Linked DNA regions of Homo sapiens: region 1 is linked to region 2. Evidence: read pairs that join two places in POLR2A ChIA-PET (ENCODE). Cell type or tissue: B cell. All regions are shown on one strand. Links, peaks and the distances in the headings refer to the core of each region. The heading gives the core; the rest is flanking DNA.

Evidence for each region. Peaks named below come from ENCODE experiments on the same cell type or tissue, not always from the same donor. Only the 100,000 strongest peaks of a DNase experiment are listed, where the experiment ranks them.
Region 1: POLR2A ChIA-PET joins it to region 2 with 5 read pairs; 3 of 35 experiments call an interaction of 5 or more read pairs at or near these places.

The regions. Positions count from the first base shown.
Region 1 is chr19:2,913,462-2,921,068 of GRCh38, forward strand. It overlaps ZNF57 (zinc finger protein 57), which reads left to right. Exons shown (of 4, transcript NM_173480.3): 2 at 2,061-2,187; 3 at 2,617-2,788; 4 at 3,463-5,012. The coding sequence ends at 4,828. Among named protein-coding and RNA genes, the nearest start is that of ZNF57, 16 kb to the left of the region's middle. In B cell, for the core only: no CTCF peak of the experiment used is centred there; no DNase peak of the experiment used is centred there.
Region 2 is chr19:2,681,819-2,689,425 of GRCh38, forward strand. All of the region lies in intron 1 of GNG7 (G protein subunit gamma 7), which reads right to left. Among named protein-coding and RNA genes, the nearest start is that of GNG7, 17 kb to the right of the region's middle. In B cell, for the core only: no CTCF peak of the experiment used is centred there; DNase peaks (open chromatin) are centred at 1,953, 2,726, 4,213 and 4,781; H3K27ac peaks cover 2,367 bases.

The DNA.
Region 1 (7,607 bases), core at 1,191-5,190, 230 kb after region 2:
AACTTCCTTTATATAAGTTTTGGTATATTATGTCTTTATTTTACATCCATCTCGAAGTATTTCCCTTTTGATTTCTCTTTGATCCATTAGTTATGGAGGAGTGTGTTAATATCCACATATTAGTGAATTTGCCAAATTTTCTGTATTAGTTTCAGATTTCATTTCTCATTCCATTGTGGTCAGAGAACATACTTATTTCTGGTTTTTTTTTTGGTGGGGGGAGACTAACTCTCACTCTGTCAGTGATGTGATCAGAGCTCACTGCAACTTCTGTCTTCAAGCAGTTCTCGTGCCTCACCCTCCCAAGTAGCTGGGAATCCACGTGTGTGCCACCATACCCAGCAAATTTTTGCATTTTTAGTAGAGACAGGGTCTCACTATGTTGCCCAGGCTGGTCTCGAACACCTGAGCTCCAGCGATCCATCTGCCTTGATCTCCCAAAATCCTGGGATTACAGGCGTGAGCCACCGCGCCCGGCCAATATTTTGTATTTCTATTGTTTAAAATGTGTTGAGGTTTCTTCTATGGCCTAGCAAAGGGTCTCTTTTACAGAACGTTCTTCTGCACTTGAGAAGAATGTGTGTTTTGCTGTTGTTGGGTTCAGTGTTCTGCAGATGTCTGCTATGTCTAAATGACTTATAGTGTTCAATTATTTTATTTCCTCGTATTTCACCTAGATGTTCTCTCATTAAAAAGTGGGGTAATTGATGATGCTGTGCTCAACTAAAAAAGAAAAAAGAATGGGTGTTTATGTTTCAACTTGTATTTTTAATTATCCATTTCTTTTATTTTTATTTATTTTTTTGAGTCTTGCTCTGTCACCTAGGCTAGAGTGACATTCTTGGCTGGAGAGCACAATCTTGGCTCACCGCAACCTCCACCTCCTGGGTTCAAGTGATTCTCCTGCCTCAGCCTCCTGAGTAGCTAGGATTACAGGCACGCACCACCATGCCCAGCAAAATTTGTATTTTTAGCAGAGACGGGGGTTTCTCCATGTTGGTCAGGCTGGTCTCAAACTCCCGACCTCAGGTGATCTGCCTGCCTCGGCCTCCCAAAGTGCTGGGATTACAGGCGTGAGCCACTGCACCCGGCCACTACTTTCATTTTCATTAAGTATTTTCTAATGAAACCTTTCAGTTGTTTAACTTTTTACTGTTTGTTGGTCTCTTTAGGGGTTACTGTATTGTCAATGCGAGGCTTATCAGATGAGCTTCGGGTTTATATTCATCGCTCGATTCCAGTGAGATACAGAAATGCTGCGTGTGTAGCTCTATTCCTTCCTGCCCCTCCAACTTCTATGGCAATATGAATACATGCTACATCCATGAATATTATATGCCAAAACAGTGCGTTTTAATTAGTACTTTACCATCTGTAGTCATGTCCCTTTGCTTAAATATGCCTTTGCTCCCTCCCACCCTCCTCCTCTGTGCTGTTATTGGCAAATAGGTATTCTTATGTGTTATACATCCAACAGTGCTTTCCAAACATATTCATACAGTTGCCTTTAAAATAATTTAAGAAAATAAAGGGGAATAAAGGGGGAAAACGGATACAATGTTGCCTAGGGCTCCAGGCAGACAAAGACAGGAATTCTTAAGTCACATTGTTAGAAACTCCCTGGCCAGCCTCAGGCCCGTCCATACAAAGATCCCCTCACCAGGCAGGGGATTCCAAGGACTTACCATTTTCTGCAGTAGCTGGTGGAAGGCTTTTCCGAAAGTCCTATGAAATGTGCATCGTTTGGACAACCGAGGCCTGCTGCGTTATGCAACGTTTCAAATGGAAAAGTTACTTCATTTGCATAGCATTTCTCTAGACCCTCCTGGTAGAGGAAAATAAGAGCAGTCGCAGTAAAAAGGCAGAGATAAGTTCAGACTGATAGTGGTGCCATGAAGTTTACTAGGAAGTGATTGTGAATAAGTAAAAGATCTAACATTCGCGTCATAGAGGAGGTGTTGGGACACCACAGAATCTTGTTTGAATTTATGAATTGAGTCCAGTTCCCCAGTACTTTCAGTGTCTCCAATCCTCCTGCACACCTGTGTGGTTTGTCTTAGGACTCAGTGGTCTTTGAGGATGTGGCTGTGGACTTCACCCTGGAGGAGTGGGCTTTGCTGGATTCTGCTCAGAGGGACCTCTACAGAGATGTGATGCTGGAGACCTTCCGGAACCTGGCCTCAGTAGGTGAGGATGGCATCATTCCTTCCCTTGGTTTTTAATGAACTCATTTCTTTCTCATCAGTTCTGTTGCAAGATGTGAAATGTGGGAAAGGACTAAGACAGACATGTTCACAGCCACCATGGACCTAGAATCTAGTCATTATTCCCTAACAGTGAAAACATGTGTGAAACAGATGTTATTTCTGTCTTGGTTTAAAGGACTTGAAGTTCCTTTAGTGTCATTAGTAGGGGTATAGATTTCACTGGTCATTTAGGATCACAGAGTGGTTCCTTGTTTGATACCTGTGACTTACTGTGTTTGTGAAATACCTAACATTTTGACCCCTTATGTCTGTTATTGATGAGGTCCTCAAAATGCTAAACTCCTCAGTGTCTTCCTTTGCTTAATACGTGTCTTATTCCTTTTGAGATTTGTTTACTTTTTTGTTGCAGATGATGGGACTCAATTTAAAGCCAATGGGTCAGTTTCTCTGCAGGATATGTACGGGCAAGAAAAATCTAAGGAACAGACAATACCAAACTTCACAGGAAATAATTCCTGTGCCTACACTTTAGAAAAAAATTGTGAAGGCTATGGCACTGAAGACCACCACAAAAATCTGAGGTGAGTTGCACTCACAAGAGAAAAATCCTTGTATGCAATTAAATATATATCTAAGTATTGCTCCAAATATAAGCATTGCTCCAAATTTGTTTATTCCTCAGAATTTTAACCAAAAAAAAAAATTTGTATTTGACTAAGACATTGAGAATTTGAAACATAATTGTTAGAAGTAATTACAGGGGGCCGGGCGCGATGGCTCACGCCTGTAATCCCAGCACTTTGGGAGGCTGAGGCAGGCGGATCACGAGGTCAGGAGATCAAGACCATTCTGGCTAACATGGTGAAAACCCGCCTCTACTAAAAATACCAAAAAAAAAATAGCCGAGCGTGGTGGCAGGCACCTGTAGTCCCAGCTACCTGTGAGGCGGAGGCAGGAGAATGCTGTGAACCTGGGAGGCAGAGCTTGCAGTGAGCTGAGATTGCGCCACTGCACTCCAGCCTGGGTGACAGAGTGAGACTCCATCTCAAAAAATAAATAAATAAAAAGAAATTACAGGAAAACCCCATATATAATAAATACTGCATTAAAAAATATGTCTCTTCAAACAATTCAGAATAGAAAAACTTCACGTATACTGAAATGTAGTTAGACATTATTTCTAATACTTGTTAATACATCTCAACACATCATTACTAAACATACCATACATAAAAATGTCTCTCATTTTTAACAGAAATCATATGGTGGACAGATTCTGTACACATAATGAAGGTAATCAATATGGAGAAGCCATCCATCAAATGCCAGATCTTACCCTGCACAAGAAAGTTTCTGCTGGAGAAAAACCATATGAATGCACCAAGTGCAGGACAGTCTTCACGCATCTTTCTTCTCTTAAAAGGCACGTCAAGTCTCACTGTGGACGAAAAGCACCTCCAGGTGAGGAATGTAAGCAGGCCTGCATTTGTCCCTCACACCTACACAGTCACGGAAGAACTGACACTGAGGAGAAGCCGTATAAGTGTCAAGCATGTGGGCAAACTTTCCAACATCCTCGTTACCTCTCCCACCACGTAAAGACTCACACAGCAGAGAAAACCTACAAATGCGAGCAGTGTCGGATGGCGTTTAATGGGTTCGCAAGCTTCACTAGACATGTGAGAACTCACACAAAAGACAGGCCATATAAATGTCAGGAATGTGGGAGAGCCTTCATTTATCCCTCGACATTTCAAAGACACATGACAACACACACTGGAGAGAAGCCCTATAAATGTCAGCACTGTGGGAAAGCCTTCACTTACCCCCAGGCTTTTCAAAGACATGAGAAGACGCACACGGGAGAGAAGCCCTATGAATGCAAGCAGTGTGGGAAAACATTCAGTTGGTCTGAAACCTTGCGAGTCCACATGAGGATCCACACTGGGGACAAACTCTATAAATGTGAACACTGTGGGAAGGCTTTTACCTCTTCCAGATCATTCCAAGGTCATTTGAGGACGCACACTGGAGAGAAACCTTATGAGTGTAAACAATGTGGGAAAGCCTTCACTTGGTCCTCAACGTTTAGAGAACATGTGAGAATTCACACGCAAGAGCAGCTCTATAAATGTGAACAATGTGGGAAGGCTTTTACCTCTTCCAGATCATTCCGAGGTCATTTGAGGACGCACACTGGAGAGAAGCCTTATGAGTGTAAACAATGTGGAAAAACCTTCACTTGGTCCTCAACGTTTAGAGAACATGTGAGAATTCACACGCAAGAGCAGCTCCATAAATGTGAACACTGTGGGAAGGCCTTTACCTCTTCCAGAGCATTCCAAGGTCATTTGAGGATGCACACTGGAGAGAAGCCTTATGAGTGTAAACAATGTGGAAAAACCTTCACTTGGTCCTCAACCTTACATAATCATGTGAGGATGCACACTGGAGAGAAACCTCACAAATGTAAACAATGTGGGATGTCCTTCAAGTGGCACTCCTCCTTCCGGAACCATCTGAGGATGCACACAGGACAGAAATCCCACGAATGTCAGTCATACTCAAAAGCCTTCAGTTGCCAAGTCATTCTTTCTAAAACCAGTGAGAGCACACACTAAAGAGAAATTCTATAACTTTAATGGGGTAACCTCACATTAATTCATGTATAATGCTCCAGAAAATTCACACCAGGAGAGAAATCTTACAAGTATGATATTGTCTTTGTCAATACCTCATTTGTAAAACAGACCCATTAGTCGTGAATTTCCAGCTCTTTCAAAAATAAATGTTTATGTGAGAAAATAATTCTCTAAGTCCTCTTTCAGCTATAGTACCTAAGTTTTAATAGTTAAGTGTTTTGTCTCTTAAATATTTTCATTTCGAACTGTATTAGACCCATGGTGATTTGAAGCATACTTTGAACATGACACAATTTTTTTTTTTATTTTTTTTTTGAGACAGTCTTGCTCTGTCACCCAGGCTGGGGTGCAGTGGTGCGATCTCCACTCACTGCAAGCTCCGCCTCCCAAGTTCACGCCATTCTCCTGCCTCAGCCTCCCAAGTAGCTGGGACTACAGCCACCTGCCACCACGCCTGGCTAATTTTTTGTATTTTTAGTAGAGATGGGGTTTCACCGTGTTAGCCAGGATGGTCTCGATCTCCTGACCTCATGGTCTGCCCACCTTGGCCTCCCAAAGTGCTGGGATTACAGGCGTGAGCCACCATGCCCGGCCAAACATGACATAATTTTTATAGTTTCTATATTTTTCTGTATGGGATCATTACAACAATAAAACTTTGGTATTTCTTACTGGCCTACTGCTACAGATAGTGGATATCACTTACCTATTTTATATATTGTACCTTACCAAATTTTTTTTTGCAAAACCTGGTAAATATGCAGAGTTCTCTATAAAGTATAGTCTCTAATCATCTTTTGCAATTTGTTTTTCCTCATTTCTCACTGGGAGTTAGACAGCAGCCTTTGAATTAGGAATGGGGACCTACAAAACAAGAATGAAATCTGTAGATGGTTTTGTTACGGATATATGTGTAAGGCTGGGAACGACATTTCCCTGAATGTCTTTCCTTTATGGCACCAAGTTAAAATCTGCTGATTTTCTACTGTGCATGAGGTTTGGCAGTCAGGACTAGAGAAGTCATTACCCGCTTTGTAGAGCCAGCATACTCAGAGACATAAAGGTGGCACACAGGCGCACCATGCACACAGCCTTCTGGATCATTGTACTCATTCCTGCCACTGTTAATGAAGAGTGTCTCTACAACAGACACCAGCTGCCTAACTTTCAGCCAGACATCTCCATGAGCTCTCCCAACATGAAGACATTTAGTGTGGATTGCTACAACACCTGCCACGTCCACCAGGCCACTGATTCTGACTGTCGTGGTGATCATCTCTGAAGCTAACTCCCTCCTTTAGGTCTTACCTTATTTTTATTTTATTTATTTATTTTTGAGACATAGTCTTGCTGTGTTGCCCAAGCTGAAGTGCAGTGGTGTGATCTCGGCTCACAACCTCTGCGCCTCCCGGGTTCAAGCGATTCTCCTGCCTCAGCCTCCCAAGTAGCTGAGACTACAGGTATGCACCACCATGCCCCGCTAACTTTTGTATTTTCAGTAGAGACAGGGTTTCACTATGTTGGCCGGGCTGGTCTTGAACTCCGGACCTCGTGATCCACCTGCCTTGGCCTCCCAAAGTGCTGGGATTACAGGTGTGAGCCACCGTGCCCAGCCCAGGTCTTACCTTATTTTTATACTAAACATTTTCTTTTGTTCTCTTAGTACTGCTTATGGTTCTGTGTGCAGACACAACCATGACAGCCTATGCACCAGCCAAAAAGCGCGCACACACACGTTTGATCGTGTACAGCATCGCTGAATGACTACTTAGTCCATGTAAGAATAATCACCTCTCATATCAGGCAGACTGGTGGAGTTTCCTATTACTCAGAGCCGAGTGCAACCCTTCAGTATATGTTCAATACTATGTTTAATTATATGCTATTAAGAACAAGACACTTTTTGTCAAATTCCTCTGTAGTGGTTTCTTAGATTTTATCAACCATGTTCAGATAAATTATATAATAACAAATATTTTTACTCTGAAGATATAAATATTCCATTGCAATTATGGAATATGAAATCAACTTTGTAATTCTGTCAGTTTAGGCACTATCTATTAGCATTCCCAGATGTGTACCAGCTCATGCACTCTTCTTAAAGGTCAATTTTTCATATACTTAAAACTTTTGACATTAACATAAATTCTTTTTTTTTTTTTTGAGATGGAGTCTCACTCTGTCGCCCAGGCTGGAGTGCAGTAGGGTGATCTCGGCTCACTGCAAGCTCCGCCTTTGGGTTCACGCCATTCTCCTGTCTCAGCCTCCCGAGTAGCTGGGACTACAGGTGCCCGCCACCACGCCCAGCTAATTTTTTTGTATTTTTAGTAGAGATGGGGTTTCACCGTGTTAGCCAGGATGGTCTCGATCTCCTGACCTCGTGATCCACCCGCCTCAGCCTCCCAAAGTGCTGGGATTACAGGCGTGAGCCACCACACCCGGCACTTCTACCCTGACAATCTTAACCAAAGAACTACTCAGGGCTGTTTAAATGGTGGGGAGCAATAGATACACAGGTGTGCATTGTTGGAGTTAACAGTAATGACTCCCCGTAACAATAAACACGGGTATGCTTCAGCTTCATTTTTGCAATGGTTTAAACTTTTAGGCCATGTGATATGCGGCCATGAATTTGAACATGATTGTCACTGATCAGAGGGTTCCCATTTGATGTGGACCACAGAGCATCTTACCTACACAAGTTGTAAGTTGAGTGTTAGCCTAGCTCCTGCTGCAGCAGGTCCCTCCCCCAGCCTCC
Region 2 (7,607 bases), core at 1,778-5,777:
TGGGTGTGAAGTGGTATCTCACCATGGCTTTGATTTGCATTTCCCTGAGGACTGATGCGGAGCATGTTTTCAAGTGAAACTGATAGTTTCTGTTTCTTTGTTTTTGTTTGAGATGGAGTCTTGCTCTGTTGCCCAGGCTGGAGTGCAGTGGCGCAATCTCAGCTCACTGCAACCTCCGCCTCCCAGGTTCAAGGGATTCTCCTGCCTCAGCCTCCCAAGTAGCTGGGATTACAGGCGCGCGCCACCACGCCCGGCTAATTTTGTATTTTTAGCAGAGACTGGGTTTCACTATGTTGGCCAGGCTGGTCTTGAACTCCTCACCTCAGGTGATCCACCCACCTTGGCCTCCCAAAGTGCTGTGATTACAGGCGTGAGCCACCGCGCCCGGCCTGAAGCTGATAGTTTTTAACATGAGGGGTCCTGGTATAATCAACTCCACAGCTAGAAGGAAGCCGGAGTTTTACCTGGAAAAATGTGCAAGGAAACGTGGCTGGTTCCATCACGGAGATGAAAGAGTTTGTGCAAAATGCAGACAGAGCCATCTCATAAAAGAGCTACAGGGCGAGCTGGGCACGGAGGCTCACACCTGTCATCCCAGCATTTCGGGAGGCCAAGGCGGGCGGATCACGAGGTCAGGAGTTCGAGACCAGCCTGGCCAACATAGCGAAACCCCGTCTCTACTAGAAATACAAAAATTGGCCAGGCGTGGTGGCACGCACCTGTAGTCCCAGCTACTCAGGAGGCTGAGGCAGGAGAATCACTTGAACCCGGGAGACGGAGGTTGCAGAGATCACACCACTGCACTCCAGCCTGGGCAACAGGGCGAGACTCCATCTCAAAAAAAAAAAAAAAAAAAAAAAAAGAAGAGCTACAGGGAGGCAGGGGTCATCCCTGCCCCTGCTCCCACCCCATCCGGTGAAGTCTCCCACTCCACGCCATGAGCCTTGGTTTCCTCATCTGAAGACAGAGCCTCAGAAGAGCTGCCAGGGGTTGCTCTGGGGGTAACTGCAATGCTGGGGTGAGGGGCAATCGGAAACCTGCAGCTGCAACTGTAGGAGTGAGGGAGGCATTCAAATAACAGTCTACTGCATTCTAGAAGATTCCATCCTGGGCTCACTGAATAAGGACTCCCGGCAGGACACGGTGGCTCACGCCTGTAATCCCAGCACTTTGGGAGTCCGAGGCGGGCAGATCACGAGGTCAGGAGATCGAGACCAGCCTGGCCAACGTGGTGAAACCCCATCTCTTTAAATTTTGTAAAAATACAAAAATTAGCTGGGCGTGCTGGCGCATGCCTGTAATCCCAGCTACTCGGGACGCTGAGGCACGAGAATCGCTTGAACCCGGGAGGCAGAGGTTGCAGTGAGCCGAGATTGTGCCACTGCACTCCAGCCTGGGCGACAGAGAAAGACTCCGTCTCAAAAAAAAAAAATAGAGATGGGTTCTCACTATGTTGCCCTAGGCCAGCCTGGGTGGGAGGCCAGGCTGGTCTCGAACTCCTGACCTCAGGTGATGTGCCTGCCTCGGCTCCCAAAATGCTGGGATTACAGGTGTGAGCCACCACTCCCGGCCAAGACCCGCATCTCTAATTTTTTTAAAAAGACTATTTTCCCCGGAATACCTGCTAGATACTCTCCACGCCTTCTGTGTGGTCTTCTTACCTGCTCTTGAGGTAGGAGCCTCTTCTACAGATAAAGCCAACAAACAAAAACGATGCTCAGGCCAAAGAAGAAGATGCAGGCTCTGATAAAGACTGGCAGTGGGGAGGCGGGTGGGAGCCCGGAAACTTCAAGGTGTCACTGAAGCACAAGGTGACATCAGACAGGGAGAAGAAACAGGGGAGCTGGAGCAGGCGGAGATGGTGAAAGCCTGAACCGAGGGCATTCCAGGTGAGGAGAAAAACAAGAGAGAGACCCTGGAGGAGGAGGGAGGGAAATTAACTGAGCTGTGAAAAACCTGCCTGGGGCTGACCGGCTCTTGCACAGGGACGGGCCAGCTCGGGCAGGGACGGGCTTGCTGCCGGGAGGTACCCGTGCAGAAACAAGAAAGGAGCTCCTGCAGGGGCTGGCTAGGGAGCTGGTGGACAGCATCGGCCAGAGGAGCTCAAATCCGCCCTCAGCCCCAGGGGGCCGAGCTGCAAAAGCGACGTCAAATGGACAAAAATCCCACCGGGCACAGAAGTGCGACCAGCAAGTCTATGGGTTTAAAAATAAATGATGGGGCCGGGCGCGGTGGCTCACGCCTGTAATCGCAGCACTTGGAGAGGCTGAAGCCAGGTGGCTCACTTGAGGTCAGGAGTTCGAGACCAGCCTGGCCATTTTTTTTTTTTTTTTTTTGAGATGGAGTCTCACTCTGTCGCCCAGGCTGGAGTGCAATGGTGCGATCTCGGCTCACTGCAAGCTCCTCCTCCTGGGTTCAAGCAATTCTCCTGCCTCAGCCTCGCGAGTAGCTGGGATTACAGGGGTCCGCCACCACGCCCGGATAATTTTTGTATTTTTAGTAGAGACGGGGTTTCACCATGTTGGCCAGGATGGTCTCGATCTCTTGACCTCGTGATCCGCCTGCCTCAGGCTCCCAAAGTGCTGGGATGACAGGCGTGAGCCACCGTGCCCGGCCCGCACCAGTGCTGTTGATGGAGGCCCCAAAGTGGTAGCGACACAAGTGACCCTGGACGGATGCACGGATCAACGTAGCGTGGTCCATACACACCCCGGAGTATGATTCAGCCTTCAACAGCAGGCAATCCTGACACAGGCCACGATGAGGATGCACTTTGAGGACCTCAGTCTCAGTGAGAGAAGCCAGGCACAGAAGGACACATCCTCCGTGATCCACTCCTAAGAGGTTCCCAGAGCCCTCAGATTCACAGAGACGGAAAGTAGGATGGGGGCCGGGCACAGTGGCTCATGCCTGTAATCCCAGCACTTTGGGAGGCCGAGGCGGGTGGATCACCTGAGGTCAGGAGTTCACGACCAGCCTGGCCAACATGGAAAAACCTCGTCTCTACTAAAAATACAAAAATTGGACGGGCGCAGTGGCTCACGCCTGTAATCCCAACACTCTGGGAGGCCGAGGCGGGTGGATCACCTGAGGTCAGGAGTTCAACACCAGCCTGGCCAACATGGAGAAACCTTGTCTCTACTAAAAATACAAAAATTAGACAGGCGTGGCGGCACACGCCTGTAATCCCAGCTACTCAGGAGGCTGACGCAGGAGAATCGCTTGAACCCAGGAGGCAGAGGTTGCAGTGAGCCAAGATCGCACGACTGCACTCCAGCCTGGGTGACAAGAGCGAGACTCTGTCTAAAAAAAAAAAAGAAAGAAAAAAGAAAATAAAGTAGGATGGGAGTGCCAGGGGCTGGGGAGGGGGCTGGGGAGTCTGTGCTTCATGAGGACACAGTTTCAGTTTGGGAAGATGAGAAAGTTCTGGAGGGGACAGTGGTTGGTTAAATGTACCCAAAAAATGGTTAAACGGGGAAATTTTATGTTACATGTAATTTACCACAATGAAAAATGAAGAGAAGGCTGGGTGCAGTGGGTCACACCTGTAATCTCAGCACTTTGGGAGGCCGAGGCTGAAGGATAGCTTGAGCCTAGGGGTTGGAGACCAGCCTGGCCAATATAGCAAGACCCCATCTCTACAAAAAAATTTAAAAATCAGCCGGGCGTGGTGGCATGCACCTGTGGTCCCAGCTACTTGGGAGGTTGAGACAGGAGGATGGCTGGAACCCAGGAGGCAGAGGCTGCAGGGAGCTGTGATCGCACCACTGCACTCCAGCCTGGGTGACAGAGGGAGACCCTGTCTCAAAGTAAAGTAAGGGAAGCAAAACAAAAGAAAGTGAGAGAGGGGAAGCAGCTGAGAGTCAGAGACGGGGGACAGGGTGGGAAGTCACGAGGCCCCGTCCACTGTGTGTCAAACGTCGGATGCCCAGTAACGTCCGTGACCGCCCGGTGTCCTCCTCCCGAGACGAGGGCCTGGTGGGCAGGGGACGGCCTTGAACACCCAGCGACACCCTGCCGTTGTTTGCCCAGTGAAAAGAGGCCACTAAGAAAAGGGCCTTGGCAAAACAAAGGGCCCCATTCACTGTCCCCGCGAGAGGAGGCCTGAGCTCTTTCTCGCCAGAGCTCTCCTGTCCCGGCCCAGTTTCACTTTCCAAGGACACTCCAACCCCACCTCAGCCCCCACCGATATCCTGCTTTCCAACAATCCTCTGCCTTTACCAGACACTTCATCAGAGCGAGAATGTGGACCCAGGGGTGTCATCTTGGTCCCAGAGGCCAGGGGGCAGAAAGTGCCAGCTGTCAGGCAGTTTCCCAGCCGTGTGTGGTCTCTGTCTCAGCATTTTTTTTTTTTTTTGAGACAGAGTCTCACGCTGTCGCCCAGGCTGGAGTGCAGTGGTGCGATCTCAGCTCACTGCAACCTCCGCCACCCGCGTTCAAGCGATTCTCCTGCCTCAGCCTCCCGAGTAGCTGGGATTACAGGCACCCGCCACCACGCCTGGCTAATTCTTGTATTTTTAGTAGAGACGGGGTTTCACCACATTGGCCAGGCTGGTCTCCAACTACTGGCCTCAGGTGATCCACCCACCTCGGCCTCCCAAAGTGCTGGGATTATAGGCGTGAGCCACCGTACCCGGCCTCCCCCCTCCTTTTTAAAAATGTTGCATCTCAGGCAAAGCTGCGCTCAACACCCCGGCCCGGTGCCTGCTTGCTTCAGTCTCCAGCACTGGGATCCCGGCCAATCCCCGCAACACATTCGGGACCGGCAGGACGCATATGTCTCCAATCAGAAGGGAGATGTCTCTCCTGAGCTCTCTTCAGTGTTTGCCGCCAAGATGGGGAAGACGACGAGTTTCCAACACCCTGAAACGATCCCAAGGAGCGGAGCCTTTGTAGGGTGGGGTCAAAAGAGACTTTACTTACTTTTTTTCTTTCTTTTTTTTTTTTTTTTGAGACAGAGTCTCGCTCTCTCGCCCAGGGTGGAGTACAGTGGCACGATCTCGGCTCACTGCAAGCTCTGCCTCCCAGGTTCACACCATTCCCCTGCCTCAGCCTCCTGAGTAGCTGGGACTACAGGCGCCCGCCACCACATCCAGCTAACTTTTTGTATTTTTTAGTAGAGACGGGGTTTCACCGTGTTAGCCAGGATGGTCTCGATCTCCTGACCTCGTGATCCGCCCGCCTCGGCCTCCCAAAGTGCTGGGATTACAGGCGTGAGCCACCGCGCCTGGCCACTTTTTTTCTTTTTTTTTTTTTTGAGACAAGGTCTGGCTCTGTCACCCACACTGGAGTGCAGGGGCATGATCTTGGCTCACTGCAGCCTCAACTTCCTGGGCTCAAGCGACCCTCCTGCCTCGGACTCCCGAGTAGCTGGGATTACAGGCATGCGCCACTATACTCAGTTAATTTTTTTCTCTTTTTTGTAGAGATGGTGTCTTACTATGTTGTCCAGGCTGGTCTCAAGCTCCTGGGCTCAAGCAATCCTCTCATCTTGGCCTCCCAAAGTGCTGGGGTTAGGCTGGGCATGGTGGCTCACACCTGTAATGCCAGCACTTTGGGAGGCCGAGGCGGGTGGATCACCTGAGGTCAGGAGTTCGAGACCAGCCTGGCCAACATGGAGAAACCCTGCCTCTACTAAAAATACAAAATTAGCCAGGCATGGTGGCCCATGCCTGTAATCCCAGCTAGTTGGGAGGTTGAGGTAGGAGAATCGCTTGAGCCCGGGAGGCAGAGGTTGCGGTGAGCCGAGATCGCACCATTGCACTCCAGCCTGGGCAACAAGAGTGAAACTCCATCTCAAAAAACAAACAAACAAAAAAAAGTGCTGGCATGACAGGAGTAAGCCACCAGCCTGGCCAAGAAGTTTAAATCATGATGCCGGGCGCGGTGGCTCACGCCTGTAATTCCAGCACTTTGGGAGGCCGAGGCAGGCAGATCACATGGTCAGGAGTTCGAGACCAGCCTGGCCAACACGGCGAAACCCCATCTCTACTAAAAATACAAAAAATTAGCCGGGCAAGGTGGCACGCACCTGTAATCCCAACTATTTGGGAGGCTGAGGCAGGAGAATCAGTTGAACCTGAGTGAGCTGAGATCGTGCCACTGTACTCCAACCTGGGCAACAAGAACAAAACTCTGCCTCCAGATAAAATAGCCGGGCGCGGTGGCTCACGCCTGTAATCCCAGCACTTTGGGAGGCCGAGCTGGGCAGATCACAAGGTCAGGAGATCGAGACTATCCTGGCTAACACGGTGAAACCCCGTCCCTACTAAAAATAACAAAAAATTAGCCGGGCATGGTGGCGGGTGCCTGTAGTCCCAGTTACTCGGGAGGCTGAGGCAGGAGAATGGTGTAAACCCAGGAGGTGGAGCTTGCAGTGAGCCAAGATCGCGCCACTGCACTCCAGCCTGGGCGACAGAGCGAGACTCCGTCTCAACAAAAGAAAAAAGAAATCATGATGCAAAGATGAAAAGCAAAGTTTGCCGTACGAAGGATGGAGTCGGTGTCAGTGCTCTGGGGAAGTGGGGAGTTCCCTCAGCAAGAATGACCTCAGAGTAGCTGGTAGGTGGGCTAAGGCCACCTGGGCTGGGAGAACCAGGTTAACAGCACCAGTAGGAAGTCACCAGGGTCTCAAGGATCCCCAGCAGGGAGAGAGCAACAGGGCACCTCACCCCTACGTGTTCTTTCCCGAAACCCGTAACCCCGGTCTGATCACGAGAGAAATATCTGACAAACCTAGATCAGAAGTAAGTCTGCACAATACCCAGCCGGTCCCCCTAAGACCGTCCAGGTCACGAGAGGTAACGAACATCTAAGACATGGTCCCAACCTGGAAGAACCCCCGGAGACGAGCCGGCTAAATGTCACGTGGGATTCTAGATGGGTCCTGGGGCAGGAAAGGACATTAGGGGAAGATTAATGACATTTGAATAAAGTGTGGAGTTGAGAGAAATGAACCCATTGTTAGCCGGGCACAGTGGCTCCCGTCTGTCCTCCTAACACTTTGGGAGTCCGGGGTGGCAGGATCACTTGTGTTCAGGAGTTCGAGACCAGCCTAGGCAAAATAGCGAGACCTCATCTCTACAATAAAACAAAAATTAGCCAGGCACGGGGTTGCGTGCCTGTGGTCCCAGCTACTCAGGAGGCTGAGGTGGGAGGATCGCTTGAGCCCAGGAGTTGGAGGCTACAGTGAGCCATGATCACTCCACTGCACTTAGCCTGGGCGACAGAGTAAGACTCTGTCTCAAAAAAAAATGTAAATGTAAATTTAAAAAATATTACTTTTAATGGCAAAGACCACAATTATGTTTGCCCCAACATAATAAATACATACAATAAATAAATAAATAAGAAAAAAATAAACAAAAATAAAAATAATGCAAAAAAAAAGGGGGAAAAAAATGCCAATCATACTATGCATGGCACCGTGTTATAGGGGAAAAAAAATAATTATATAAAATTGTTCCCAAATCATTAAGCCCTTCTCATTATGGAGGCTACAGGAATAAACGCTCCTAACAAGACCACATTTGGGCCGGGCTCGGTGGGCCTCCCAGCACTTTGGGAGGCCAAGGCGGGTGGATCACCTGAGGTCAGAAGTTCGAGAC